2 separate regions of the Homo sapiens genome follow, and region 1 is linked to region 2. Evidence: read pairs that join two places in POLR2A ChIA-PET (ENCODE). Cell type or tissue: K562. All regions are shown on one strand. Links, peaks and the distances in the headings refer to the core of each region. The heading gives the core; the rest is flanking DNA.

Region 1 (10,984 bases), core at 2,264-7,263, 320 kb before region 2:
CCATATAGAATAGGGCTGACCTGTGGAGCTATAAGATATACCAGACATGATGGAATGTGACTTCTCAATCTAGGTCATGAAAGGAATTGTGGCTTCCACTATGTCCTTTCCTATACTGCCCACTCAGGAGGAAGTCAGCTGCCATGTTGTGAAGACACTCAAACAGCACAATGGAGAGGTCCATGTGGTGAAGAACTGAGACCACCTGCTAACAGCCAGCAGTGTGAGCTCACTTGCCAGCTGTGTGAGTGAGCCATCTTAGAAGTACATCCTCCAGCTCCAACTGTTGTCAGCTTTTTTGGGATATCACTTTCATATCTCTAAATAACAAGCTTATATTGCTACTTTTTTCTGTTTTAGACATTGTCTATTTATTTTCCACTTTTCCATTTTTGTAGTGAGAAACAAAAATTACCACAAAACTTAGTAGGTTAAAACAATAAACATTTATTATCTCTCACAGTCACTTTCTTCATCTCCTCTCAATATATTATAGTGTAAATCTGATCAACATATATACTGATATACAGTCACATGCCACATAACAATGTTTTGGTCAGTGATGAACCACACAGACCACAGTGGTCCCATAAGATTGTAATGAAGCTGAAAAATTCCTATTGCCTAATGAGGTCAGAGTACAATGCATTACTCACGTGTTTGTGGTGATGTGGTGTAAACAAACCTACTGCACTGCCAGTCATGTAAAAGTCTAGCACATACAATTACATACAGTATGTAATACTTGATAGTTATAGGAAATAACTGTGTTACTGGCTTATGTATTTACTATGCTTTTAATCATTGTTTTAGAGTATACTCCTTCTACCTATTAAAAAAAAGTTAACAGTAAAACAGCTTCACTTCAGACAGGTCCTTCAGGAGGTATTCCAGAAGAAGGCTTTGGTATGATAGGAGATGATAGCTCTGTGTGTGCTATTCCTCCTAAAGACCTTCCAGCGGGAGAAGACGTGCAGGAGGAAGACAGTGATATTGATGATCCTGACCCTGTGTAGACCTAGGCTAATGTGTTTGTGTCTAATTTTTTTTTAAAGTTTACAAAGTAAAAATATTTAGAATTTTTTTAAGTAGAAGAAAGCTTATAGAATAAGAATATAAAGGAAATATTTTGTACAGCTGTGCAATATGTTTGTTTTAAGCTGTTATTTCAAAAAAGTCAAAGAGTTAAAAAAATTTAAAAAGTGTATAAAGTAAAAACTTACAGTAAGCTAAGGGTAATTTATTATTGAAGAAAGAAAATTTTAAAATAAATTTGGCATAGCCTAAGTGTACAGTGTTTCTAATCCTTGTAGGGTACAGTAATGTCCTAGGTCTTCACATTCTCTCACTGCTCACACACTGACCCAGAGCAACTTCCAGTCCTGCAAGCTCCAGTCATGGTAAGGGCCCTATGCAGGTGTACAGTTTTTATCTTTTATACCATACCTTCACTTTACAGTTTCTACATTTAGATATGTTTAGATCCCCGAATACTATAGCGTTACAATTGCCTGCAGCACTCGGTATGGCAACATGCAGTACAGGTTTGTAGCCTAGGTATGTGGTAGGCTGCACCATCTAGGTTTCTGTAAGTACACTCTGTGATGTGTGCACAATGACATAATCCTTTTTTATCTTTATGACCCCCTTGTCAACCCTCGAATCCCCTTTTGAATGAGGAGGAGCATAAGTACATGAGTTTTAGAGAAGGTAGTCAAAAGCTGGCATATCAAGGAATTGAACACAAGGCAAAACTCTTGAGAAGGAGCCAAGAATCAGAAGTCAGCAATGAAAGAAAAATCCCACAAACCAAAGGGGCAAGGGTGAGTTAAAAATGTAGAGGTGGATCCAGAGCTGGAACCAGGGGAAAGTTAGAACAGGTTTAGACTCTAGGGAAGCCAGCACTTTCCCCATAAGCTGGCGGGGCTTCTCAGCTTGCTTCGTGGTTCAGTGGAGGCATTGGGTTCTGAGGGGTGTTGAAGCCACTCACGTCCTACCATAGGCTGGACTCCTTTTTCCTCTCCCCACCCTTGCCGGCTCTGGGCACCGCCTCCTGCTTCTCAGGGCACCTCACTGCTCTTGTCATTAATGGAGATAGTTAGGGAGAGAGGAAATGAGGTAAAGAATGAAGTGAAATTAGCTTTACAGTAATCTCATTAACAGATGTCAGTCTCATTTTATAGGGAGCATAGAGCTACATATGGAATATTATTCTAAGAAAGCTGGACAATTCATTGCACCGAGGGGAGGAGGTGTCCCTTCTTCAGTCCATGTGAATTCCTTCAGTTATGCACTTCCCTCCATCCTCATATCTCTCTTTTGCTATGACTTCCTTCCATCAAATTTCCCTTCTCTTCTACATCTTCAATCTCTTCCTCTCTCCTAAATCCTTTCCTCCATATCTACTCAAGTTGTTCTCATCCTTTAACAATTTCTTCCTTGATTTCTCTAGTTCTGTCTTCCTTCCTTTTACAGACAGCTCTCCTGAAAGTTCTCTGCACCTACAGCTTCCCCTTTCTCTGTTTCTCACTCCACAGTGGTGTGGGTACTCTCACTCTGTCACTCATACTGGAGTGCAGTGGTATGATCTTGGCTCACTGCTGCCTTGAACCCTTGGGCTCAAGCGAGCCTCCTGAGTAGCTGGGACTGCAGGTGTGCACCACCACACCTGGCTAATTAAAAAAAAAAAAAAAAAAAATATATATATATATATATATACACACACACACACATACATATTGCAGAGATAGAATCTTGTTATGGTTCCTAGGCTGGTCTCAAACTCCTGACCTCAAGCAATCCTTCTGCCTTGGCCTCCCACAGCCCTGGGATTACAGGTATGAGCCACCACACTGGTCTCACTTATTCTTAATTTCATCTCTTCTGGTCTTTTCTTTCTTTTTTTTCTGCAGGTTACAATTCCTTTGCTTGTCCCTTAAATGCATGGTTCATTCTTGACCCTCTTCTCTTTTCATCCTCTAAATGTTTCCAGATGTATCATCTCTTCCTGTGGCTTTGTATGGCAGTGCTGCCAAATATAGATATTTCTGACCAGAGCCCTCTACTGAGTTGTGTTTGTGTGCACAACTACCTTCTGCACTTCTGACCCTTTACCCAAGGCTGTCCCTCCTCCTGGATGTCATTTTCTGGAGAATGGCATGGTCAGCTACTTTGATTTCTGAATCAGGAACCTGGACATTATCTCTGACCCTCTCTTACCCCTTCTCTACTCCATGTCCAGTCAGACACCAGTCAACATAACCCTGGACTCTGCTTCTTACCATCTCACAGCCTCAGTCCCTTCTCTCCATCCCCACAGCCACTGCCTTAGTTCAGGCCTCCAGTGTTCATGCAACCTCCTGAATGGCCTCCCCCACACCAAGATTCTCTCCATTAACCCATCTCCACATTGTGGCCATGGTGGCTATTAAAGACATATATCTGGGTGTGATGTTCTCCCAGGGAAAAACCACATTGGCTTCCGTGCAATTAGGGAATCTCTGAAGTCCCTGTCTTGGTCTTGAAGGCCTTTCAGAGTGGGCTGCATCTCTGGCCTCAGCCTCCCCAGGTCTCTGCTGTGGGCCAGTCCATGCTAGCCTGTACGGAGCTGCTTGCTGCTTTACGTGTCAGTGCTGTTGAACTTGCTGTTTCCTATACCTAAAATACATCCCTACCTTCTTCACCAGATTGACCCATACACATACTTCAGCACAGCTCAAGCATCCTTCTTCCAGCCTTCGCTGACACAGCCTCCTCCCTCTCCCCCAGGCTGGGTGAGGGACTTTTCCTCTGCGTTCCTTTGTCCTCATCTCTGTCAGACACTATCATACCATACTGTGAGCATTTGTTTTCTTGTCAGTAAATAAAGGCAGGACTTTTTGGGGCGGGGGGAAGCTTATAATACTGGTACTCTGCACAGTTTGGCCTGTTGTAGATGTTCAACCAATGTTTATTTATTTATATTTTTAGAGACAGGGACTCACTCTGTCACTCAGGCTGGAGTGCAGTGGCGCGATCATGGCTCACTGCAACCTCAAACTCCTGAGCTCAAGCGATCTTCCTGCTTCAGCCTCCCAAGCAGCTGGGATCACAGGCGCAAGCTGCCATGTCTGGCTAATTCTTTCACTTTTTGTAGAGAGGGGTCTCTGTATGTTGCCCAGGTTGGTCTCAAACTCCTGGGCTCAAGCAATCCTCCTGCCTTGGCCTCCCAAAGTGCTAGGATTACAGGCATGAGTCACTGCATCAGGACCCAACCAACTTTTGTTGAATAAATGAATCAAAGAGTGACTAGACTGCAGAAGAAAGTGTTGTCAATTCCCTTACTTAACAAAGCTGATGCTTAATAATAACAAACATTTTTCTTGGATCTCAGGTACACAGGATTATTCCGCCCTTCATCTCATCTCACAGTGTCATCAATGGTCCATGCAAGAACTCTGCCATTCATTCATTCATTCATTCATTCACTTATTCATTCATTCTTTTTATCCCCATCCCCTATATCCCATCACTGTTTTAATTTGTTTAATGTTGAATCTTGAAAAGCACACATCATTGTTTTGTGGCTGCGGATTTTTAATTTATGTGAATAGGGTTGTGATATAGCTCATTATGTTTCTTGTCTTCTATTCAGGACCATGGTTTTAAGATTCAGCCACATTGCTATGTGTTCTTCTGGCTTATTGCTCTTAACTGTTTCATTGTTCTCCTAAAACTAAACATTTAAACAGCATTTTAGTCCTCATGATTTTTTTTTGTTCTATTGTTTTGGTTTTTTTTTTTTTTTTTTTTTTTGAAATGGAGTCTCGCTCTGTCGCCTAGGCTGGAGTATAGTGGCGTGATCTCGGCTCACTGCAAGCTCCGCCTTCCGGGTTCACGCCATTCTCCTGCCTCAGCCTCCTGAGTAGCTGGGACTACAGGCGCCCACTACGGCGCCTGGCTAATTTTTTGTATTTTTAGTACAGACGGGGTTTCACCGTGGTCTCGATCTCCTGAACTCGTGATCCGCCCGCCTCGGCCTCCCAAAGTGCTGGGATTACAGGCGTGAGCCACCGTGCCCGGCCCTGTTTTGGTTTTTAAATTTGATGTTCACATCAGCAATGTGAGGAAGTCAGGGCAAGTATTAGTATCTCCATTTTACTGCAGAGGAAGCTGAAGCTCAGAGAGAGTGAGTGATTTGCCCTGAGTTATACAGCACTTTTGTGGCAGAATCTTTATGTGGGTCCCATTTTCTAACACCACATTCAAGGCATGCTCAGGGATCACACTCCCTTCTCATGTGGGTGTGGCCAGACCTGGACCCAAGGAGGAGGAGATAGGAGCCTGCCCTCATGGTCAGGGGCAGGAGTGTCTCAGGGCAAACCTCGTGAGATATCTCCCTCCTACCAGAATTCCTGCCTCCTGAAAGCACGTTAAAATGAGTGTCTGGGAAGTTGGGAATGGAGGTGGGGTGGAGGACTATGCAAAAGGCAATAGCTTTGGGGGTGGTGGTGGGGTTCACATGAGCCAGGGTTGTGGGGTGATTGCTAATTGTGTATAATAGATACTTGCCTCTCCCTTCTTCAGCCATTGTGAGTCACCCATGGGGAAATGGCCTCCATTCCCACAAGGAATCCCAGTTCCCCAGAATTGACCCCATCTGCCCACCATCATCATGATTGCTCTGTCTCAGGGGCAGGTGTGTTCTCTGCAAGTTGTGATACATGACATCTGTGATTGTTTTTCTAAATAATGAAAATTATAAGGCTGTGAGTAAACTCCTAGAAGGAACCAGGTGAACCCTCTATGAATCCTTCTCATGAGAATTTTTAGAAGCTCAGGCCACTCACTGCCTTTTATCCCTGCCCTCTTTCCATTACTGGAAAAAAACATAATTATAATCATATAATCAAACTAAGATTCATGATTAATTACAAACACATTGTTTACAAAGTACTTATTATCTCATTTAATACTCTTTTAACACATGTTGGTACCATGATCCCCTTTTAGTGAGGAAATTGAGGCTCAGAGAGGGTAAATAACTTTCCCAAGGTAACACAGAAAAAAGTGTCACAACTGAGACTCAGATCTAGATCTCCTGATCACAGGTGCTATGCCTTATCCACTACACCCCATCAAGAGCAGATGTCCAGTTTCTCTGTAGGAGAATTCAGGTTGGTGTCCAAGACTCAGCATGAAGATGATCCCCTAAAAAGAAATTGCTCATATTTATCCAGTGAGTAACCTACCTGGGTATGCTATCATTCATCATTTAGCAACTGTGCCTGGAGCCCCTGCTGGGTGTGCAACCAGCTCTGTGTAAGTGAGAAAATCCATGTCTCCTTCTGTCTTCAGAGTAACAAAGCCATTTCCCAATGAATCATAGATGACTAATTAAAATGCACACTTTTCCCGGGCTCTCTGGTTAATTCTTTCCTAAACCAGGCAGGGGTCGGGGTGGGGATGAAGTTGTTGCAGGATGGAAAGAAAGCAGAGGAGAACAAAAAGGGGATCAAAAGGAATGGAAGGGGGAGAACAAAAATCAAAGAAAGGAAGGCAGGAAGGCAGGATGTCAGGAAGGAAGGGAGAGAGGAAAAGAGGAAGAGAGGAACATGTACCTATTTGCCTCAAGGAAAACAGGTAAATTTTCTAAGTCTCTAGCAAGTTTACATTTTCTAGTATTTTACAATATATGCTATTTCAGGTATGTGATCTTGTTGAGCCACAAAAAGATCTTTTGTTTTAAGTAAGATATTTTTATACAACTTTATAAATGAGGAAGCAGATTCTGGGAGGTTAGGGATTACTTAACCTTGGAGATAATCTAGAAGAACTGGAAAGACTAAAGTTTTGATGCCCAACAGATTTGGATTCAAATCTAGACTATCTGTGATTTATCAACGTGACCTTAGTCAAGTTACTTAGCATCTTGGAGCTTTGGTTTCCTCTTCTGTAAAATGAGGATCGTGATAGCTCCGATCCCTTAGGGTTATTTTGAGGATTAAATAGGATATTGCATGGCTGTACTAGTCCATTCTCACACTGCTATAAAGAAATACCTGATACTGGGTAATTTATAAAGAGGTTTAATTGTCTTACGGTTCTACAGGCTGTACAGGAAGCATGGCTGGGAAGGCCTCAGGAAACTTTCAATCATGGCGGAAGGCAAAAGGGAAGCAGGCACGCCTTACATGGCTGGAGCAGGAGGAAGACAGAGAGGGGAGGTGCTACACACTTTTAAACAACCAGATCTCATGATAACTCACTCACTATCACAAGAACTAGCAAAGGTGAGAGTCTTTATCAAAGGTGAAATCTGCCTCCATGATCCAATCACTTCCCACCAGGCCCCACCTCCAACATTGGGGATTACAATTTGACATGAGATTTGGGCAGGGACATACACCCAAACCATTATCAATGGCCTACACAAAGACCTTAATAAATGCTAGCTATCTGGGTTTCTATATGATTGTTCTCATTACTACCACTACTATTCCTAAAGCATCTGACAGTGCTAGTACTTATAATAGTATATATTCAACAAATATTAGTTTCCCCTACACAGTCCCACATCCCTACTTCCCTAAGGTAACATAGCTAGTAATGTTGCAGGCAGTCTGGCCATGGCATTTGACGTTAGTACCAGTACTCCTCCACAGTATCTTACTGCCCACCTCTCTGTTTAGCACCTTAAAAATACAACTAGACCATATCGTATACCTCCATGACTCTAAAATTCAAAATGATATTCAGGGCTGGGTGCCGTGGTTCATGCCTGTAATCTCAGCACTTTGGGGGAGGCAGGCTGAGGTGCGGAGGATCACTTGAGATCAGGAGTTTGAGGCCAGCTTGGGAAATAAGGCAGAGACTCCATCTCTACTAAAAATACAAACAAAATAGTTGGGTGTGGTGGTTCGTGCCTGTGGTGCCAGCTACTCAGGAGGCTGAGGTAGGAAGATTGATGCTTCGGCCTGGCGGGGCAGAGGCTGCAGTGAGCAGAGATGATGCTGCTGCACTCCAGCCTGCGTGACAGAGCGAGACCCTGTCTCAAAAAGAAAAAAAAAAAGATATTCAGATATCTTAAGGTTAATTGTTCAGAATATTCTATTATCTCTACTGCTTGGGGAAGGACTTGTGCGCCCTCTGTATTGTATCCTAATATTCCAGGACATGATGTGTCCTCTAATTGCTTTAAGTTTGAATATACAATCAATTCCGTACACACAACAAATTAAGAAGCCTAAAATAATGGGCAGAGTTTAATGTTGAAATTAATCTTAAAGCAAAGTTAATCAGCACATAATCATATTTGTGCTTCATAGTGATTAGGTACAAATGAAAGCTATTTGTGTAAATGAAAATAATCAGAAATATTTTGTGCAATCAAACCAAGCACTTGCAGAGACTTCTAGGGGACAGCAGTGATCCTGAATGTGGGTGTGTAATACAATTATAGCTATCAATGTGTCTAAATTGCTGGAGGAAGGGACTGGCCACTGAGTCCCTAAGATGTTTGCTACAATCCCCGGCAGTTGTAAATGTTCATTAATTGCTAGCTCCTCTTCCATGTCCACTTCCTCTTCTTCTTTCCTTCCCTTTTCCCATTATTATTATTATTATTACATTAATATCTTAGCCTTAACTAAAATGGCCCCAGGACCACTGACTCAGTTCCCAAGGTTGAGAGTGAATGTGCATTAGGAGTTTGGAGACACCTGTTCAGGCATCTGGGAAGAAGAAAATAACAACTCTGGAAAAATGATTTTAGTATTTGTTAGAAAGTTCTAGTAACAAATGATACTTTCTCAGATAAGAAAAGCTATGAATAAAGGGCCAGATTATAGTCATTTTTAACAACCTGAGGTCACAGGAGTTAAGGGAACAGAGCAGCAAGAGTGGCAGAATGAAAAGGTGGCCATATGTATCATGGGGCCATATTATGGGGTAATGACATGGATTAGATATTTTGGGGGACTGATGCCTAGCCCTCAGTAATCCCTTTGAGAATCCTCCCTGCCTCATGCTATCTGCTCATTAGAGAGAAGCAGAGAAAGCCCGTCTATGGAGAGAGAAGAGTGGAAGAGAGACGTAGAGGGAAGCAGAGGTGAGAGTCTTTGTGAACCTAGAGTGAGAGAAAAACAAGAAATGGCTGATTTGGTTTCTGTAGGTTTTCCAGCTCCTGGTTTAACTCTCTCCTGACATACCTTCTCCCTGATCTTGGGTTCTGTAAGATACTCGTATATCCATATCATTCATTCTCCTATTTTGTTTAAGCTAGCTCAAATAGATTTTTATTATTCACAACCAAATAATCTTTTTTTTTTTGAGATAGGGTCTCGCTCTGTCACCCAGGATGGAGTGCAGTGGTGCAATAATGGCTCACTGCAGCTTTGAGTTCCTGGGGCTCAGGTGATTCTCCTACCTCAGCCTCCCAAGTAGCTGGAACTACCAGCACACGCCACCACATCTGGCTACTTTTTTTTGTATTTTTTGTAGAGATGGAGTCTTGCTATGTTGCCCAGGCTGCTCTTGAATGCCTGGACTCAAGCAATCAGTTTACCTTAGCCTCTCAAAGGGCTGGGATTACAGGCGTGAGCTACTGCACCTGGCCTAACCAAAAGAATCTTAACCAAAACACAACGCTTAATCAGATTGCTTTCTCAACACCTTTGATTAAAAGAGGAAGAATTTGGATAGTTTTGTTGGAAGGTAACTTTGCTCAAAATATACTGCTGCTTCCTTCCTACAGGCAAATACCATAAATAAGTTTACTTAATTCTCTTTAAATCATTTTCCTCCTTCTCCTTTCTGGTTTGGAGTAATTACGCTGAATGGAAATGGGTGACTGTGGTGACAGCAGGGCAGGGCCCTATACAAACTGCTACACTGCAGACTTTATGTCCTGTGTGATGTTGTTTTCTCAGAACAGCAGCAACTGAGTCCAGGGCTTGCCATCTAAGGCTCAATCTTCCTTCAGCTATCTCTGCTTCTGCAGACTTTTCAAGGGCTTCAGGAACCCTACTGCTGCAGTTCTTACTGTGGGACCTGGAGAGACTCCCTCTCCCACCACCCCTGCCTTGGATTTTGAGTTGAGAACCACTCTTAGAGCCTAAAAGTTAATGGGTTATATGGTTTGTCTCTGTGTCGCCATCCAAATCTCATCTTGAATTGTACTCCCATAATTCCCACGTGTTGTGGGAGGGACACAGTGGGAGATAATTTGAATCATGGGGGTGGTTTCCCCCATACTGTTCTTATGGTAGTGAGTAAGCCTCATGAGATCTGATGGTTTTATCAGGGATTTCTACTTTTGCATCTTCCTCATTTTTTCTTGCCGCCACCATGTAAGAAGTGCCTTTCGCCCCCCAAGATTCTGAGGCCTCGTAAGCCAAGTGGAACTGTAAGTCCAACTAAACCTCTTTTTCTTCCTAGTCTTGGGTATGTCTTTATCAGCAGCATGAAAACAGACTAATACAGTAAATTGGTACCAGTAGAGTGGAGTGTTGTTGAAAAGATACCCAAAAATGTGGAAGCGACTTTGAAACTGGGTATCAGGCAGAGGTTAGAACAGTTTGGAGGGCTCAGAAGAAGACACGAAAATGTGGGAAAATTTGGAACCTCCTAGAGACTTGTTGAATGGCTTTGACAAAAATGCTGATACTGATATGAGCAATAAGGTCCAGGCTGAGTTGGTCTCAGATGGAGATGAGGAACTTATTGGGAACTGAAGCAAAGGTGACTCTTGTTATGTTTTAGCAAAGCAACTGGCAGCATTTTTCCCCTGCCCTAGATATTTGTGGAACTTTGAACTCAAGAGAGATGATTTAGGGTATCTGGTAGAAGAAATTTCTAAGCAGCAAAGCATTCAAGAGGTGACATGGGTGCTGTTAGAAGGATTCTGTTTTAAAAGGGAAACAAAGCATAAAAGTTCAGAAAATTTGCAGCCTGATGATGCAATAGAAAAGATAAACCCAGTTTTTGAGGAGAAATTCAAGATGGC
Region 2 (10,984 bases), core at 3,167-8,166:
GGGACACTGACTTAAGAAAATCAACCATAGCTTCAGTTGATCAATCGGTTAAAGGCTGAAACAAATGTGGATATGAAGAGAAAATCTTCCCTAGCAATGTGCTCTGGCACTCAAATGTTTACCAACTCCAACACCCACGAGAGGGCCCGAGAGCGCCCAAGAGCACTCCTCAACACCCACAGCCTCATCGTCACGGTGCCCAGCAGGACACAGCCCACCAAGCCCCAACCCCGCTTCAGCCACCACACAAGGTCAAAACCCCAGGTCACCCTAAGCACCCAGCTCTCATCCCCGCGTGGTGCATGAAACACTCTTTGATTCCCTTCCCTCACTCGCCATCTCAGTCTCCCTTCAGCAAACGACCCTAGCTCCTTACCCTCTTCCCTGAACAGCCTCCTCACCTTCCCACTGTGGTGGGTACCTGGCTTTCCCTTAAGGACCTGGCCTCCCCAGCAGTCCTCCCACTGGGCATAGGGGAGGGACAGGAGTCTCACTCCTCGCCAAAATTTCCAGATCATTGTTCCCCAACCCCTCCCTAAAACTCCCAGTTCCTGTGACTCTCCTGCGGGATAAATCATCCAGTGACTCCTCCCACTCGGACCTCCCAGTGGCTCCGTTCTTTGAAGAGCTCAGCACTGGGCTTGTTGCCTTTCTCTGCACCCACTCCTCCCATCATTATTCTTAGAGATTCCCTTCTAAACCCCAGCCTCTCAGCTCCTTGGCCTCCTCTCCTGCACTGACCATCTCCTCTGCAAACTTCAGCCGCCCATGCCCATGGCTGAAGTCCTTGTCGTCACCGATGATTGCACCCCTCCGTGCTCATGATTGCAAGCATTCTCATCCTTTGCCTTAGGATTTTCCATGAACATAAACATGTCATCTGTGAATAAAAATAATTTATTTCTTCCTTTCCAATCTGTATGTCTCCTAGTTATTTTTCTTTCTTTATTGCCCTGATTTGGAACTCCAGTACAATGTTGAACACTTTATGTCGAACAGTACACTTTATGCTTCCTGTGTTCCCAGATCATCCACTCTAATAATGCAGGCAGAGGGAGAGAGAGGGAGAAGGAGGATGACCATTATCAGGAATGAAAGAGGTGACATCACTATAGATCTGAAAGGCCTTAAAAGAGAATAAGGAAATATTATGAACAACTTTTGCCAATAAATTTGATTACTTAGATAAAATGGAAAAAATTCTTGAGAGATAAGAATTATCAAAATGGCACAAGGAAAATTAGAAAATGTGAAAATATCTATATCAACTAAATGTAATTCATAATTTAAAATCTTCCTGCAATAAAGGTCCAGATGGTGAATTATTTCAAATATTTGAGGAAGAAATAATGCCTCTACACACAAGAAAAGGGGATAGCAGCAGTTCTTATTTTTTGAAGCCAATATTACCTTGATATATCAGAAACAGAAAAGACAATAAATAAAACTATACTCCAATATCCATCATGAACATAAAGGTAAAAATTCTTAATAAAATCCAATCTAATCCAACAGTAAAAAAGGATAATACACCATGACCAAATGGAGCTTATCCCAGGAATCCAAAATTGGTTTAACATTCAAAAATCAAATTACGTAATTTACCACATTGACAAAGTTAGAGAAAACCCATATGATCATCTTAATAGATGCAGAAAAAGCATTTGGCAAAATTCAATACCCACACATAAAATTTTTAAAAAAGTTCTCAGCAAACTAGGAATAGAAGAAAATTTCTACCTGATAAAGGACACCTATGAAAAACTTACGCTAACATCATACTCAGTAGTGAAGGACTAAATGCTTTCTCAAATACCTGAAATAAGACAAAGAAATCCACTCTTGTCCAACATTGTACTGGAATTCCAAATCAGAACAATAAAGAAAGAAAAATAATTAACAGGCTTATAGATTGGAAAAAAGGAAATAAATTATTTTTATTCACAGATGACATGTTCATGTACATGGAAAATCCTAAGAAATCTACCAAAACGTTTCCCAGAGCTAATAAGTGAGTTTAGCAATGTCCCAGCATATGAGATAAATATTCAAAAATTAACTGTACAGTATTCCTATAAATAGCAATGAACAACTAGAAATTGGAATTTTAAATTTACCATTTGCAGTAGCATCAAAAGTATAAAATATTAAGAGATAAATTTCACAAAATATGTGTAAGACCTGTATACTGAAAACTACAAAACACAACTGGGAGAAATTTTAAAAGATCTAAATAAATGGAGAGAAATACCATGTCCATGGATGAGAAGACTCAATATTAAGATGTCACATCTCCACAAATTGAGCTATAGATTCAATGCAATCAGAATTTTTTAAAGCAGGATTTTTTTATAAAAAAGGACAAGTTGATTCTAAAATTTATATGGAAATGCAAAGATCTGTAATAGCCAAAGAAATTCTGAAAAAAAGGAACAAAGTTGGAGGACATGCACTATTTGATTTCAAGACTCACAGTAATCAAGACAATGTGCTATTGGCACAGGATAGAATGATAAAACATGATAGAATCTAGAAATAGAATTTCAACGAAGTTAGTAAGGTCATTTAATGGGGAAAGGACAGTGTTTTCAACAAAGGGTGCTAGAACTAACGGATATCCATATGAGATTTATATAATCTTGTACTCTCAGCACTTAGAGCAGAACAAGGCACAGTGCAGGCTGCTTGCTGAGTAAATGAATAAAAGAACAAATAGCTATATGAAGACTAGTTTAGGCTGTGTGTGTGCAATGCAGCCCTCTCTCCAGGCAGAGGGGCAATGGGCACCCAGTACCATGCAGTGCAGGAAAGTCATGTGGCATATGCTACGCAACTAACATGCAGAAGAGTACATTGGTGAGTGGTATTTCTTTATATACCTGGCAGCAGAGAGGGCCCCTCTACACTTAAAGCTACTTCTACCTTAGGGGAACTTCCATGAGGCCTAGGAACAGGGGACCACCGGGAGCATCAGTAGTGATATGCGCTACAGAAAAAATATTCACTGGCTGCAAATTCCTCTAAGAACTTCAAAATATACCCACTTTTCTCTTGGCTCACAATTATACAAGTACCCCCAGATACCTTGGGGCCTAAATTAGCTGATCTCTCTACCTCACACAGTTGAGTGAACTTGAACATTTAAAGTGACTTACTCTAAGGCAGGGGTCCCCAACCCTCGAGCCACCATGGCCTGTTAGGAACTGGGCCACACAGCAGGAGGTGAGCTGTGGGCAAGCAAGCAAAGCTTCATCTGTATTTACAGCTGCTCCCCATCACTCACATTACTGCCTGAGCTCTGCCTCCTGTCACATCAGTGGTGGCATTAGATTCTCATAGGAGAATGAACAGTATTGTAACTACACATGTGCAGGATCTAAGTTGCATGCTCCTTATGAAAATCTAATGCCTAATGATCTGTCACTGTAACCCCCAGACGGGACTGTCTAGTTGCAGGAAAACAAATTCAGGGCTCTCACTTATTCTATATTATTGTGAGTTGTTTAATTCTTTCATTATGTATTATAATGTAATAATAATAGAAATAAAGTTCACAATAAATGTAATGTGCTTGAATCATCCCAAAAGTATCCTCCCTACCCAGGTCCATGGAAAAATTGTCTTCCAAGAAACCAGTCCCTGGTGCCAAAAAGGTTGGGGGACCGATGCTCTAAGATACTATGACTCTGACTCCCAAAGTCACACTCAATATCATTTGGAAAATTCCTGCAAAAGTTGTTTGGTAACCAATGTGGAAATGAGAGGAGAAATGGTCATTTCAGCTGAAGAGAACAGGAGTTGGAGACACTCTAATCATCCCAGATAATTTCTATTGTATGTTTATAAATTTGTCTTTTCTATAATTAGATTTGTTCAGTAACAGCAATGAAGTCCCCGGTTCTTCAATTAGTTAGTACTTTTAACCCCCATGGATATTAAGATATCAAAAAGCTAAATTTGAAATGCAGATCTGAGCTGTAATGTATTCATCCCAGCATGCTGTGCAATTTTGCATTTATGTCTTTGTTGTGTGGATGATGTTGTGTGGGTAACAATGAAGATGAAATCTTAGTGCCAACTACCTTGTATATATAACAATCTTTCCCTCTCTCTTTAAATTAATCATGGAAGTGCTAAAGCCAACTTTTTCTGCATTTCTCAAAAGAGACTGATGATCCTCAACACAGGCACACAGAAGATACAAACACACACATAAATACATCCACATTTAGAGACAATTTGCAAAAACAAACTGAGGGTCATTTTTTTTTTTTTTTTTTTTTTTGCTTTGGCAAAAGGAATGCTTTCTGGAGAATTCCTTAAAATAACATTAAAAATTGCACTGATTTTGTATTAAAGTAACAAAAGTTCAATTTATATGTAATGTCTTAAGGATACATCGACTTGTAAAGACAGATACGCTAGTAAAGATTTGACAATTACTCCTATATATGGCATCATAATTTTTGCCATAATAACAGTATAATTTCTAGGAAGAGTCCGTTCAGAGGGCCACCTGAGCCCAGTCTCCTTTCCAATTCTGCAATGAGCCCGTACGTTTGCTGATTACCCCGCAGGTCTTGGATCCAATTTAACATTTGGTTGGTGGCAGTTGTAGAGGAAAACGTGGGACAGCAGATTGGAAATTTGCAAACCTCCTGGAAAAGCTATTTGCTAAGCTTGTGTCAAATATGCCTGAGTAGGCTGTGGCAGCTGCAAAATCTAGGCGCCCAGGGTGCAGATGGTGTTCCTGTCACGTGGCCAAGGGTTGGCTGGATCCTTCACATCACAGATCCCCTCAGCCAGTGGGGCTGGGTCCTTCCTGTAGGGCACCTGCATCCCACTCCAACCACTGCCACTGACACTGCCACCCAAGGCTGTGGTGTTGACACAGGCATGGTGGCAGAGAAGGGTACAAAAGGTCAGGCTTCTTGTGCCCCAGCATTTACTGCAACAAGCTATGACATGGGCTGGGAAGGAGCATGCTCTCCCAGCAGCATCTAGAATACTTAGAAAACTCTTAGTTACTACCCAAAATAGACATTTCCCTCCAGCAGTGCAAATCCTTCCCCATCCCACTCAAAAGGTATCAACTGTCTAATCTGGCACCTCTGACTCCTGCAAATCTGGATTTTCTGCCTTCCTAATCCTGCACAGAACTTCAGCTTCTAGCTAGCCTTTCTGGCTTCTCCACGCAGCTCATAATATTCTTCTACATTGTGGCTTGTCAGTACTCACAGACTCTTTGATTTATTCAATCAGCCATTGATTCACATATTCATTCCATAAATATTTACTGAGCATCTACTATATGCCAGGTGCTGGGGAGGCAATTGTGAGAAAGCCCTACAATGGTAAATAAGATAAACAAGGTCCTGCATTTAAAACTTTCCATCTAATGAGGAAGATCAGTAAACAGGCACATAAAGGGAAAGATAAAGAAACGAAGATGTTACAGGGATGCACAGTAAAATTCTTTAGCAGACTTGTAAGTCAGAGAGGCTTCATGGAAGAGCTAATGTCTAAACTGAAGCCTAAGAGGTGAGTGGGCCTTAGGCAGGTCCAGAGTAGCATGGTGAGGATGGGTTTGAGGAGGGAGTGACCCTCAGGGAGGCCAGGGGCTCCAGAGACCGTATCCTAGCAAACTAGAATAAGCACCAGAGAGGAGGTGGGGCTCTACTCGTGTGGGTCTCTTTTCATATTGTTTTGTGTGTGCTTTTGAATTTACGTCTGCATTCTATCTCATATATTGTTTTATCCTCCCTATAAGAGCCAATTCTTAACACAGAGCTTAGTAAGCACAGGTGATGCTCCATGACATGTTGGTGAATAGATTATAGCTATTTGCTAATTTGTTGAGGCAGAACGATCTTCCTATAGCTCACCATGTGCAGTCTGTCAGGCTGCCTGGAAGCAAAGGACTCAGCCTGGGCCCCTGGTTGCAGAAGGGACTGCCTTGTGCTTAGAGAATGATGTCCAAATGGTGGCCTCATCCTTTGTTCTGGAATAACTCTGTCTTGAATAAAGGATATTCCCATCTCCCCTGACTTTTTGGGAAGTAACAATAATTCACACTCCAGTGCAATAGAGAAGAAATGGGAAGGAGTTGATTGGTGGGCATTTGATAATTCATTAATGGACATTTCTCAGATCTCAGCTTTCTGGGTCTCTGGGCAGGATTCAACACCGAAAATACTCCTTCCTCCTCAAAGCACCCTTCCCTCTTGGCTTCTGAAATACAACACCCTTCTGCACCTCCTCTTGCTGCTCCTTCTCAGTCATCTTTGAAGGTTCATCTTCTTCCACTCAGCCTTTAAATGCTAGGAGGTCTCAAGGCTCATTCCCAGATCACCTTATTGTCTCACTCAATGTTTTCTTCCTTGGAATTTTCTTAAACCCCGTTTTTCCAGTGATCAGCTCATGGGTGATTACTACCAAATGTGTAGCTCCAGCTGAAGAAGGCTCAGGCAGTTGTCATGTTTTGGCTGCTTAGCATCCAAACCTCTTTCCTTCTCACGGAGAATTCCTCTTCTTGCAAGTCTTCATAGGGAGCAGGGTTTCATTCCACGATAGGAGCTGGAGGTGTTGTATAATAATAGCTTCCCCAGCATACAGCACAGCTAGGACATAAGTAAGAAACCCAGGCTCAGCCAATCAAAGGTTCACTTAGAGACTCAGTCTAAATCTGTCCAGGAGACAAAGTGAGGATGACAGCTGGGACAACAGCCTCCACAGACCAGCGCTGGGGTGTCTGTGATGTAAGATGCCACATCCTGTGTTCAACAGCAGCTGCAGAGGAAAATAGCAGTACATTCCTGTCACCTGACTGCTTCCAAGGTGGGATATTGGCCCAGGTTCTGGACATATAGCCTCCTTTTGGTTCTTCCTGCCCATTTTATAAGCGTGGCTCTTTAGGACCCCTGGTGATTCAGTGGGCTACCCAGTATCTGTTCAGTAAATCCCTATTCTGCTTAAATAAGCCAAAATCCGCATCCATTCTGGTGATGGTGGCCCAACTCAGAGAAAAGTTTCCAACTGGCTCTGTTCTGTTCCATCTTCACACCCAGTTACCCTACATCAGCTGTTTTCAAGATGTAGTCCTGTCTTAGTCCATTTTTTACTGCTTAAACAGAGTACCACAGACTGGGTATAAAGAAAAAGAAAAAAATCTCTGGGTATAAAGAGATTTCTTTTATATAGAAGAGAGATTTTCTTGACTCAAGGTTCTGGAGGCTGGCAAGTCCAAGATCAAGGGGCCACATCTGGTGAGGACCTTCATGTTTCATCACAACATGGAAGAAGACAACCCGTGATGAGAAAAAGCAAGGGACGGCAAAAACGCATGACACACTCTGTGAGAGGGAGAAATAGGAGCAGACCTCATCCTTTTATTAGGGGCCCACTCCTGCAATAACTAACCCGCTCCCATGGTAATGGCATTAATTTATGCGTGAGGGCAGAGCCCTCATGACCCAATCACCTCTTAAAGTCCCCACCTTCTAATATTATTACATTGGCAATTAAATTTCTACACAAGTTTTGCAAGGAACATTTAAATAGCAGGTCCCTAGGCACCTGGGGGTTGCTGAGGCACTTTCAGGAGGTCTGCAAAGTCAAAATGATTTTCATTAATTCATAAAATTACTAAGACATTGTTTGTCTTTGTCACAGTGTTGACATTTCCAGCAAGGATACAAACAGTAGTGTGAGGCTGTGGCATGGAGCTGTAACCGTGGCATCATGTTCTTCACCATTGTGCCCTTGGAGAAAAAAAAAAAAAAGCCAGTTTTGTTTAGGAATATCCTTTTTGAAACAGTAAGGAATATTAATTTTATGAAATCTTGACTCTTCATACACAAAAAGTGTAAGTGCTGCTGCCTCACATTCTGACCAAAAGACCCCCACCATCTGTTCATAGAGCTTACGAGTCCCCATTACTATGGGCTGTGGGTAGTGCCCTAGCTCAGTGAGGGCCCACACCGTAGACAGTTCTGTGTTTTCAGTCCCTGGTCCTTGCAAGCCAAGAGAAGAGCCTTTTCCCTCTTACAAAGACCCTAAGTCCTTCCACTCTTTCCTCTCCTAACCAAGTTGCCTTTCACCTTTTGCTCACCCTTCCTAACACTGGTCCTAACTAGTTCTTGAAAGCAGAAAACCTCACTCTGCAGGCACTCAACAGACATCCTTATCTGGCCTTGAGTTTTGCTGCATCTTTGAGTTATTGTTTCTATTTGGGGTGGCCTAGAGGAAGAGAAACCACTACATGGGACCCAAAAGCAGAGGGGTCAGAAAATGCACAGAAAGTACATGAATATTTCACATAACACTTAGCTGCACTTGCAATTCAGAACCCTGACTGTTCAGATGGTCTGTGGATGCTCCTCTCAGCCCCTGACCCACATCCAGCCTACCCTGGATCCACCTCCTTCTACCTGGAACATCCCCCTCACTTGTTGCTCAGCTATCTCCTGCTTTCAACTCAAATCCCACTGAGCTTAAAAGCCACTTTCTCAAAGAGGTTTTCTTCCAGGTTTCACTCTAAATTAGGTCACCTCCTCTGCTACAGTACCCTGTCCTTTCCCTTCATAGATAGCATTCATCACAATTTTAATTTTATATTTATCTGTGTGTGTTTCTTTATTATTTGTCTCTCTCAGTAGATCATGGCCACCAGGAGGGCAGGACCTTGTCTGTTCTGCTCAGTACTATATACCCAACAAGGAAGTGCTCAATATTAATTTATTTTAAAAATTAAGGAGAATAGGGCTATAACTAGTACTCTTTTTAGACCTTTCTTTTTTCTAATGTATGCATTTAAAGCCACAAGTTTCCCTCTAAGCCCTGCTTTAGCTGCATTCTATAAACATTGACAGGTTCATAAATTGTATTTGCATTATCATTTCAGCTTAAATACTTTCTAACTTCACTCTTGATTTCTTCAGTGATACATAGATTATTTAGAAGTATATGGTTTAATTTCAATATCTTGAGTTCCTAAATTGTATAGCATTGTTATTGATTTCTAATATAATTACATGGTGGTCAGAGAACATACTCTATATAATTTCAATTATTTGACATTTATTGAGACTTGTTTTATGTTTTGTGGCCCAGCATATGGGCTATATGGGTGAACACAGCTTACACACCTGAAAAGAATATAGATTCTGCAGTTGTAAGATGTAATATTCTATATCAATTAGGTCAAGGTGGTTGATTGTGTTGTTCAGATCATTTACAACTTTATTGCTTTTCTGTCTAATTGTTCTATCAATTGCTGAGAGAGGGGTTTATACTTATATTTTGAAGCTCTGTTATTAGGCACATACACATTTACATTTGCTGTGTCTTCCTGGTGAATCCATCCGATCATTATGAAATGTCTCTTTTATATCTCTGGTAATACCTTTTGTCTTAAAGTCTGTTTTGTCTGCATGTTCCTCTCTCTTAAGCTGATGTAAAATAGCACCATTTAAACTCCCACTTTTCTACATTCTCCCTCAATTTTTATCTCTGTCTTGTTCTCTAATCTCAGTGCAGGGCTGAAACAAATTAGAAAAGTGATATGAACCAAAAAGATTATTTTCTCTAATGCTGAAAGGAGAGGTATAACCAAGAGGCTGGTCCAGCTCCCATTTTCATCTCTGATGCAGCCATCACTCACCAAAGAGATAAGCTGCACAGCCTCCCTGTTCCCCAGGCTTTCCTCTGAAAGTTTTTCCCCCGATCATGAAAAGCAACTCTACCCATTTCTAACATCTTTATGTGTTTGACTTTATTAAACTTGGGGCTTTCAATAATGCATGAAAAGGAAATCATTTCATGGCTAATAAAGCAGTTGGAAGACAAACTTTGACTAGAGCATCTAACTGTGAACACAATCGATGCAACTTTAACAAGCATTTCAGTCTGCTATAGATTCAGGGGAGACTTTCATAGCACTCTGAGGAAATCAGGTGCAAGGTTAACCATGATTTTTCTTCTGTTTGAACTTTTCAGAACATCTATTCCTGTTACGGGAAACAGCTGGCAATATAGATTTTTAGACGATAACACAGAAGACCCACAGAAGTTCCTCTAAACATTCTAGTTAATGAAAATTTGGGATTTTTATTTTTTTCACTAAATTGCTGTAGTTTGATTGCTGAAGGAACCTATTGCTAGTCTTAGATTGTTTTCAGTCTTCTTGAAAATCTCCAATGCCAATACTGGATGCCTAATGTCATTAAAAATAAATCCAAACCAATTTCCACATGGGATGGACTTTAAATATCATATCTTATTATCATAGGCACCTTCATGAATGTTTGTGACAGGCAGCTACCTAGATGATGGGATTTGAGAGGGTCACAAAAGCCCTAACAGTATCAAACTGTCCCTCATCAGTTACTCTCTTGAATGAGACATTTTCTTCAGAAGGCTCCTGTTAGAGCTCACCTGCCACCTCTGCACAAGTAATATTAAAATGTACCAACATATTGAATGTTTGTTTATCTGATCAGTTAGTGGTTCACTATGCATGGGTCCCCATCACACTGCAAAGAATTTTTGCTGTAAACCCCTCTGTTTAGTGCTTTGCTCTTCTCTCTAGGTAGCTCTGTGGTTTCCACTCTCACCACAAAACAGAAAATGTGAAAATGCATAATATACATCTCCAGCTCTGGCCTCTTTTTCTAAATAATGCATTCTCATCTCTGGCTTCCAAATGGTCATTCTCACTAGGCTACAATTAGCTGAAACCTAACTGCAATGGCTAATTTTGTGTCAACTTGACTGGGCTAAAAGATGCCCAGATATCTGGTGAAACATTATTTCTGGGTGTGTTTCTAGGGGTGTTTCTAGAGAATATTTGCATTTGAATTGGCAGACTGAGTAAAGAAGGTGGCCCTCACCAATGTGGGTGGACACCACCCAATTCATGGAGGGCCTTAATGGTACAAAAACAGGAAGGAAGGGTGAATTCTCTCTCTCTCTCTCTCTCTTTAGT

Evidence for each region. Peaks named below come from ENCODE experiments on the same cell type or tissue, not always from the same donor. Only the 100,000 strongest peaks of a DNase experiment are listed, where the experiment ranks them.
Region 1: POLR2A ChIA-PET joins it to region 2 with 5 read pairs; 2 of 35 experiments call an interaction of 5 or more read pairs at or near these places.

What each region holds. Positions count from the first base shown.
Region 1 is chr1:114,008,981-114,019,964 of GRCh38, forward strand. No RefSeq gene overlaps it. Among named protein-coding and RNA genes, the nearest start is that of OLFML3, 35 kb to the left of the region's middle. RefSeq lists an enhancer at 6,139-7,338. In K562, for the core only: no CTCF peak of the experiment used is centred there; a DNase peak (open chromatin) is centred at 5,311; H3K27me3 peaks cover 882 bases.
Region 2 is chr1:114,323,914-114,334,897 of GRCh38, forward strand. No RefSeq gene overlaps it. Among named protein-coding and RNA genes, the nearest start is that of SYT6, 180 kb to the left of the region's middle. In K562, for the core only: no CTCF peak of the experiment used is centred there; no DNase peak of the experiment used is centred there; H3K27me3 peaks cover 789 bases.